2 separate regions of the Homo sapiens genome follow, and region 1 is linked to region 2. Evidence: read pairs that join two places in POLR2A ChIA-PET (ENCODE). Cell type or tissue: MCF 10A. All regions are shown on one strand.

Evidence for each region. Peaks named below come from ENCODE experiments on the same cell type or tissue, not always from the same donor. Only the 100,000 strongest peaks of a DNase experiment are listed, where the experiment ranks them.
Region 1: POLR2A ChIA-PET joins it to region 2 with 5 read pairs; 1 of 35 experiments calls an interaction of 5 or more read pairs at or near these places.

Annotation. Positions count from the first base shown.
Region 1 is chr1:165,171,676-165,175,675 of GRCh38, forward strand. No RefSeq gene overlaps it. Among named protein-coding and RNA genes, the nearest start is that of LMX1A-AS2, 30 kb to the right of the region's middle. In MCF 10A, no CTCF peak of the experiment used is centred here; a DNase peak (open chromatin) is centred at 1,916.
Region 2 is chr1:165,115,362-165,119,361 of GRCh38, forward strand. No RefSeq gene overlaps it. Among named protein-coding and RNA genes, the nearest start is that of LMX1A-AS2, 87 kb to the right of the region's middle. In MCF 10A, no CTCF peak of the experiment used is centred here; a DNase peak (open chromatin) is centred at 1,540.

The sequences.
Region 1 (4,000 bases), 56 kb after region 2:
TCTATCAAGTTTCATGCTTCCTCTTGATAAAAGATGTTTGGACCAAGGTAGTCATTTAAAACATTAGCTATTATCTGACAGAGAAATGAATTTAATGATGCTTCAGGAAGAGTGTAGCTGAAAGAGCAGTGGTCTGAACATCAGCAGATTTGAGGTTCCAGCCCAAAGAATGAGCTGTGGAACCCTGGGTGAATGACTTACCCTCCCCAGGCTTCAGTTTCCTCATTGAAGCAATAATAATAAGAAAATGTGAGTGTTTCTCAGGCTGCAGAGCCATATTCCTTGATGTGCTCACTGAGGGCAAACGCTGCAGTTACGCCACATCCTCCCAGAGCGTCTTGGCACATACTCTTATAATAAAGGCTCTGAGTGGTTCTAAAGTCAAGAATCAAGTTTAATTTCTCTCAATACAGCTTTCCCCAAGCCCCTTTCATTTTCCCATTCAAAAAGTATTTATTGAGCACCTACTTTGTACCAGGCAGTTTCAGGAGTCAGGATTCAGCAGGGAACAAAACACAGAAATCTCTTCCTGGAAGGAATTTACATCTAACTGGGGGAGACATAACACAAGCAAAATAAAAAATTAAAATAGATAGTATATTAAATGATGAAAAAGGTTGTGAAATACAATTAATTAGGCAAGAATATTGGACTAAAAGAAAGAGATGAGTGACTAATATTCTTTAAGAATAATTCTTATGAATATCTCTGGACCTGACTTTGTGTAAAAATACAACCTGGGAAATTATGTACTAGAATGTGTCTAAAAGGCTGTCTACTCCTAAAAACATCTGCTTGCCTGTGAATGATCACACCAGGGATCTTGCTGGTAAGTTGGGAGGTAGTTTGTCTTTGGCATCAAAACTGGCCATGCAGTCAAATCACTCCCATAATGTTACAAGCTAGTATAATTCAGTCCACTCATCCTTTGTTTGCCTAGTGCTAAGGTAGATGCTATTAGGAGACACTATAGTAGAAACCATTTCCCTTGTCCCAAGCAGCTGAGGGTCTTGCTGGATAAAATGACTGAGAAGATAATTCTTGGTCAATGTCTTCAGTGCAGTGGATGCAGTGAAATCTATTAGAGAATCATGAGGTTCGTCATCTAGTGCCCTTCATCCCTAGTAGATGACTTTGCATTGTCACCACCAAACTGGGCCTCAGTTTTGCTAGACTTCAAATGTGCATGGTAGCCTATGACCTCCAAATTTGCTTGTATTGGTGAAATGTTATGTTATAACATTCTTTGTAAGAGAGAGATTTATTCATTCGCTTAACAAACATCTATTGAACTCCCAGTGGTATTTGACCCTGGAGCCAAGATAAATAATCCAAAAATCCTTTTCTGAAAAAAAAAAATTTTTTTCATTTGGCTCCCATTTGGCTAATGTTTACTGAGCATTCACTATTTGCAAAGAACTAGTCTGAATGCTTTTTATATATAATCACAACCCTTTTATGAGCTGTATTGTAGGAGGCAGAATGACTCCTACAAGATGAGCCTCAGTAACTTTCACCTTTGTATAACGTCCATCTGTTGAATGTGGATGGAAGCTGTGAATTTGATGAGATGTCACCCTGTGGTTATGTTCTGTTCACTGGCAAAAGGGATTTTGCAGATGTAATCAAGGTCCCTAAATAGTTGGCCTTAAGAAAGGGAGATTCTCTTGGGTGAGCCTGACCTATTCAGATGAGACCCTAAAAGGGACTGGGCTCTTCCTAAAAAGACTCACAGCATGAGAGAGATTTGATGGAAGGAGATTCTCCATGGCTGGCTTTGAAGATGGAGGGGACCACACAGTGAGGGATGGTGAGCAGCATCAAGGAGCTGAGAGCAACTCCTGGCCAGCAGCCAGCAGGCAGGCAAGGACCTGAGCCCTAGAGCTCAAGGACTCGAACTCTGCCAACAACCTGAATGATCCTGGACACAGGTTGTTCCTTAATAATGCCTTCAGGTGAGAACACACCCTGGCTGACACCGTGATTGCAGCTTTGTGAGATCCTGAGCAGAGAACCCAGTCATACCATGCCCAGGCTTCTGACTTGCAGAACTAGGAGCTAATAAATGGGTATTGTTTGAAGCTGCTAAACTTGTGGTGATTTGTTGCACAGCAATAGAAAACTTGTATCTTCATTTTATGGATTGGAAAACAGAAATAGGGAGGCAAAGAACTTGAGCAAGATCATATAGCCAGCAAATGCCAGAATCAGGTTTACGAACCTATCAGGGTTGGTTCCAGAGCCTGTGCTCTTTCTTAAGCTCTGCCCTTCAGCAGGGAACTGTGCCAGTAATCAAATGTCCACAGTACAGTTTACCAAGTGCAATAACTAACATTGGTGGTTTAAAAAAAGTCATCCGGGTGCAGTGGCTCACACCTGTAATGCCAGCATTTTGGGAGGCCGAGGCGGGCAGATCACTTGAGGTCAGGAGTTCAACACCAGGCTGGCTAACATGATGAAATTCCATCTCTAAAAACAGAAACAAAAACAAAAACAAAACAAAAAACAAAACAAAAAATGGAGTGATCAACTCTATCAGGGGAGTAAATAGATACTGTCCTCTGCAGGGAGCCCATTGTTAAATATTCAAGAATTTTACAAACTGGTTGTTAAACTGTTGGCAGCTTGAGATAGGTAGGAATATTTACCTTGTGGAAAGTGGCAAATGCTACAAATCAGGTTTTGTTTTTTTAAAAAAAAATGAGAAAGAAGATTTGCCAGCACACCACTAGCACTAATGATTCTTCAGAGAAAGTGTATGAAGACTTAACATAGATCAAATGTTGTTAGAATTCTGAGAAAAGAAAGATCATTGTGTGACTGGGTCAGTGCAGAACAGCATCATGAAATATAGCAGAGTGTGGGAAGAGCCTTTCAAATGCACATTTGTAGAGTGGCCCAGAGGTGGGGAGGAATGTCACGTGTGTGAGCACCTGGAGCAGAGGGCCGTGCTGGGCACATCATTCTCCATCATGAGATGCTGGCACAGTACCGTGTCATGAGAACAGAGCGTGCTCTGCATAGGAGGGGTTTGGATGGATCCCAGCAACATACCAGATGGGGTGGGGGATGGGGCACTTACAACTGTCCATCAAGTGTGACCCAGAGGCCCAGGGCACAGTATACTGGAATGGGAAGGTGGGGATCAGGGCCCCATCAGAAAAGAAGAGTGCTAATATGAACCCAGCTTGAAACCAAGTTCATATCAGCTGGTACTGAACTGGGTGTAGCTACTCAAGGAACAGATGCTTTAATTGGACAATGGAGGCAAGAACTGCCTGAAAGAGTTTGGGTTAGTTTCTGTTCTGAGCCCACTAATGAAAAAAATACAAATTTATCAACATTTAGTTGCATACCATTTCTCAAAGCCCCATTATGCAGTGTCAAAACAACTGGTTGAAGTGAAAACATTTAAACCTTTTGCCCAGGTGTGTTGTGTACTGGGTACAATAAAAGCATTTACTGGTGTTTTTTGGTGTGCTCTACTGGACACCCCCTCTTGCACTTCTTCAGATCCTTTTGGCCTAATGACTGCAAGAGGTAGTTGACAGCTTCACATAGGTATGATTGACAATCCCACATCTCAGACCTTCATTGTTCGTCCCTTACCTCTGGCCTTTCCTGTTGACACTGTGGCTTGGACCACCTCAGAAACATACCTGAAGCCCTCAGCTGCACAATCCTGAAGTGCAAGGGAATGAATACCCCTATGGGGCAAGACTTTGAGCACTGGTAGACAGGAGTGGTGGGTAAATGCCTCCCCTTTACAACCCTGCAGATGGTCTTGAGATGCATTTCATGGGGCTTCTTAGCAAGTCTGGTGGGCTCCAGCAGTCACCTGTGCTGGGAGCCAGCTCACTCCTCCCATGCTTTGTTCTGCCTCACTCTTGCTCCCTGAAAACCTCATCTCAGTTCTGCTTTCTAGGGAACCCACGGTGAGACATGTACTAACTGGTCAAAGGTCAGACCTTAATGACCAGTTACCTGCTAGGAACAGAGG
Region 2 (4,000 bases):
AAATTCACCCACAGACTTACAGCATGTATTTACATATAGATCCCAAATAAAAAATAGAAAAATAAAACATTTTTCTGCTTCCCCAGTAGTACCTAGCACAGTGCTGAACATCAAGCAAAAGCAAAGAAACAAAAACAAAGCGTTTGAAATAGCAGGAAGAAAACATTTAACTGACCAGCTCTTTTCTGGGTAAATTTATTTTGAAAAAGCAAACATTGGCCCTTTTATCGCTCACCAAAATTTTGTTGTAAATGTCACAAACTGGAATTTGTGGCATAGCATACATAAAAAAGAAGTATCAAAAGTCAAAATATAATGCACACAAGAATGGTTACTTCTCTAAGAAAAATGTCCAAACAAGGCGTGGTGTGACCAATACTTCAAGATTAGCATAATCATTCCCATTTGACAAGGGAAGACACCAACACCTGGAGAAATTAAATGGCTTTTGTCACTAAACTAAAACCTTCTTAGCAGGGAGAATGTCTAACCCATCCCACTTGGTATCCATAATATCAGCAAAATGAATGCCTGCCTGACCCCTTGTTTTCCTCTTCCTCTTCCTGCTGCTCTTCATCTTCTCCTTCTTCTCCTCCTTCTCATTCTCCTTCTTCTTATTCTTCTCCTTCTCCTTCTCCTCCTCCTCCTCCTTCTCCTTCTCCTTTTTCTTCTTCCTCTTCTTATTCTTCTCCTCCTCCTCCTCCTCCTTCTCCTTCTCCTTCTTCTTCTTCTTCCTCTTCTTATTCTTCTCCTCCTCCTCCTCCTTCTCCTTCTCCTTCTTCTTCTTCTTCCTCTTCTTATTCTTCTCCTCCTCCTCCTCCTTCTCCTTCTTCTTCTTCTTCCTCTTCTTATTCTTCTCCTCCTCCTTCTCCTCCTCCTTCTCCTTCTCCTTCTTCTTCTTCTTCCTCTTCTTATTCTTCTCCTCCTCCTCCTCCTCCTCCTCCTTCTTCTTCTTATAATGTCAGTATGATTATCTGTCAGGGCCGGATGCCAAAAAGCATTCCTCTCACACACACTAAGAGTTCAGGCTTAATCTCATAGGCATAAATCAGCCATAAGTCTTAGTGCTGGAACAAACTTGTAACAACCTAAAACCAAGTGGAAGCATATACCCTGTTCCCAAACTGTGTTTCACATGCCCTCAGGCAGCCTCACTTATATTTAGCTTTTGAGTGACCAGGGCTAGCTTTATCTGGAAGAAAGAAAGAGTTTTTGCCTAAGAATAAACTATACAGTGGTTGACTTTCTTCAGCTATTATTTCGAGCTTGAATAGAATCAGAGTAGACTTGACCCAAGATTTCCACAAAAGCAACAAAAGCAGTTGCTCACAAATAGGAACACTTGTGTGCTTTGTGGCTAAGCTGGGGCTGGCATGCCTCTTCTCCACCTTCACCCCTTACCCTGTACGGTCTGCAGTGCAATTAACTGGTATGAGCCGCTCTCTCCAGCAGGCCATGAGCTCCTTGAAGGTAAGGATCATGCTTTGTTCGTGAATCATTCCACATATGATTCATATGATTCATAGCTGGCTCCACACACTGTGCTAGGGCCTGGAGTGACTGAGATGAGTAACACTGGTAGGGCCCTTGTGCTCACTCCGTAGACAATTCCAGTTCAGTGTCTTGAGTGCTATGATTGGGAACGTTCAGGGTGCAGTGGGGGTCACAGGGAGGCCACCCACAGTGTACTCCAGACGGTTTCTTGGAGGCAGTGAGGTCTAGGTCAAGTCTCAGTCAATCTTGAGAGATGTGTAAGAAGGCATTCTCCTTGGCATTTGGTCAATGACTTCACCCCTTCCCTACACGTCTGGTGAAGCAACAATAGGATGAAGGCGATTTGCAGAGAAGGCAGGAGGAAATATGTAAGCCAAGACTGAGAGCCACCTAGTTCCAGGCTCATTTCCCTTGAGCACCCCATTAGCTCTTCCCAAACGCCCACCCCAGAGAGAGCTCCTTTGCTTGGCTCCCCTCCAATCCCCTCCTCTGTGCCCACCTCGCTGGCTCCACCAACCTGTCCTACATGTAATGACTTAGGACTTTTTAAAGTTTCCTCCTTTTCCATCCTTACTTTTAACCCCAACAGCTTTAGTGAAAACTTGCCAGAAACAACCTGCCAGGCCAGCTGAGAGAGGGAACGGCTGGTGGCCCAGTGCTTCCCCGCCGGCCGTTCTCTCCGCAGGTGCCCGGCCCCTGCCTCCGAGTGCGCCTCGCGGAGCGCAAAGCGCTGTCACGACTCGGTGGCCGAGGTGATTAATTAGCGGCGTGGCCGTGCGGGGGACGCGTGCTGGCCTCCACATCTGCCCCGTGCCAGCAGGGGTCAATATGCGGTGTCACTGCTTTCCCTCTCACTCCCTCCAAAGCCTAATTGGCTGTGACACGCGGGCCAGCTGTTGTGAGAGGTGGAGCGCGGCGGGCGTTTTCCAGGACGGAGGCTGAGGGCAGGTTGACGGGCCTGTGGAGAATGTGTGCTGCTTCCTGCAGGCGACCACGTCTTTGTTCCAAGGCTAGGGCAGGCTGGAGGCTCTGGGCACTAGCATTCTGTTTCTTTCTCCTGGCTTTCCTCCTGGTCACAGCCAGGAGGTTGGGTACGGAGGAAAAAGGAGAAGTTTCAGGGGTCCATAAAGGGGCATCAGGCAGCACTCCTGTCCCCTGAACTACCAGAAATCTCTCCCTCTCCCCAAATGAAATCATTGTGCCACTATCAATACTGTGGAATAAATTAGATCTCATTTCTTTCTGCTTAGGAAAATATGGGCTGGGGTTGGGAAGAGAAGAGAGTGAATGGGGTAATTTTGGAAGCTTGGGCACGGGGAGAGTAAGATGCCAGGGCTGAGAGGGGATCTGCACCTCCAAGAATTGGCTTGAGCATAGGAGGGAGATAGAACAGTGCTAGGAGCAGATACAGGCCTGGTATTGGCAAAATCGCAAAGGGTTTTTTCCCAATATGATTAGAGAGGGAATACCCTTTTTAAAAAATAGTCTTGCAAAGATGTTTTAGAATATCTCCCTACTCATAACAGAAGTGTCCTGAAAACCACCCTGATGATAATATTCTAACAGAATGAGCCATGCATCTCCCTGGATTGAGGAGAAAGCAAAGGGGAAGGGTCCTAACATTTATTGAGCCCCCACAGCATGCCAGGAAGGGTCCTAAGCACTGCTCTAATCTTTGGAGAGGCTGAGATAGGCTCCTTGGTCTCTCCAGATCCCGCCACTCAGGATTGACCTAGGTGGCCAGTTTGAATGATTGGTTCATTTGTTTAATTCAGTCCACAACTTTTATGGAACCTAACTCTGGGGCAGACACTGTGATGGGCACCAAGATGAGGAGCTGGAGGAGTCTACAGGTAAGGCTAGGGAGCAAAACAAGGCAACATGACAACCCAGGGTGGGAGGTGGGATGGGAGCGTCAGGGTTAGGGTCCAGGGAGGCTTCCTGGGAAGGACATTCTGAGCTGAGTCCTGAGGCTGAGCAGGCATTCATCAGGAATCAGTGGCAGAATTTGGGCACGGAGAGAGGCAAGCTTAGACCTGGGGCAGGCCAGATCGTTAGTGCTGGGGGGCACCATAGCAATCATCTACTTCCCTCTGCTCAGTCTGGAACTCAAAGAAGGCCAAGAGCTGGGCAGGTATGGGCATTTCTCCCCCTTAACTATATGGACAAAACCTTAAGACCATCTTCCTTTTAGAGAGCTGGAGGGCTGCTTGGGCCCACAAGTGAGAAGAGGGGATTAGAGAGGGCCTGGAGGTCCCTCAACCAGTAGGACAGTAATAACCTCATTAGGAGGGAGGGGGTTTTGTGGCACAGGTAGCATCAGTTACCACCAACGGCCCTGCAGCTGACTGCATGCTGTCAGCAGTTTGAGCAGCCCATAATTGCCTTTATTGCAGAAGCTCCTGCCTCACACCTCACTTCTCATTAGCCCCCTGCCGGGCTGCCACCCTGGCAGATGAGGAAGTGCTGTTGTGTCCTCAGCCCAGCTCCACCTCCTGGACCACCA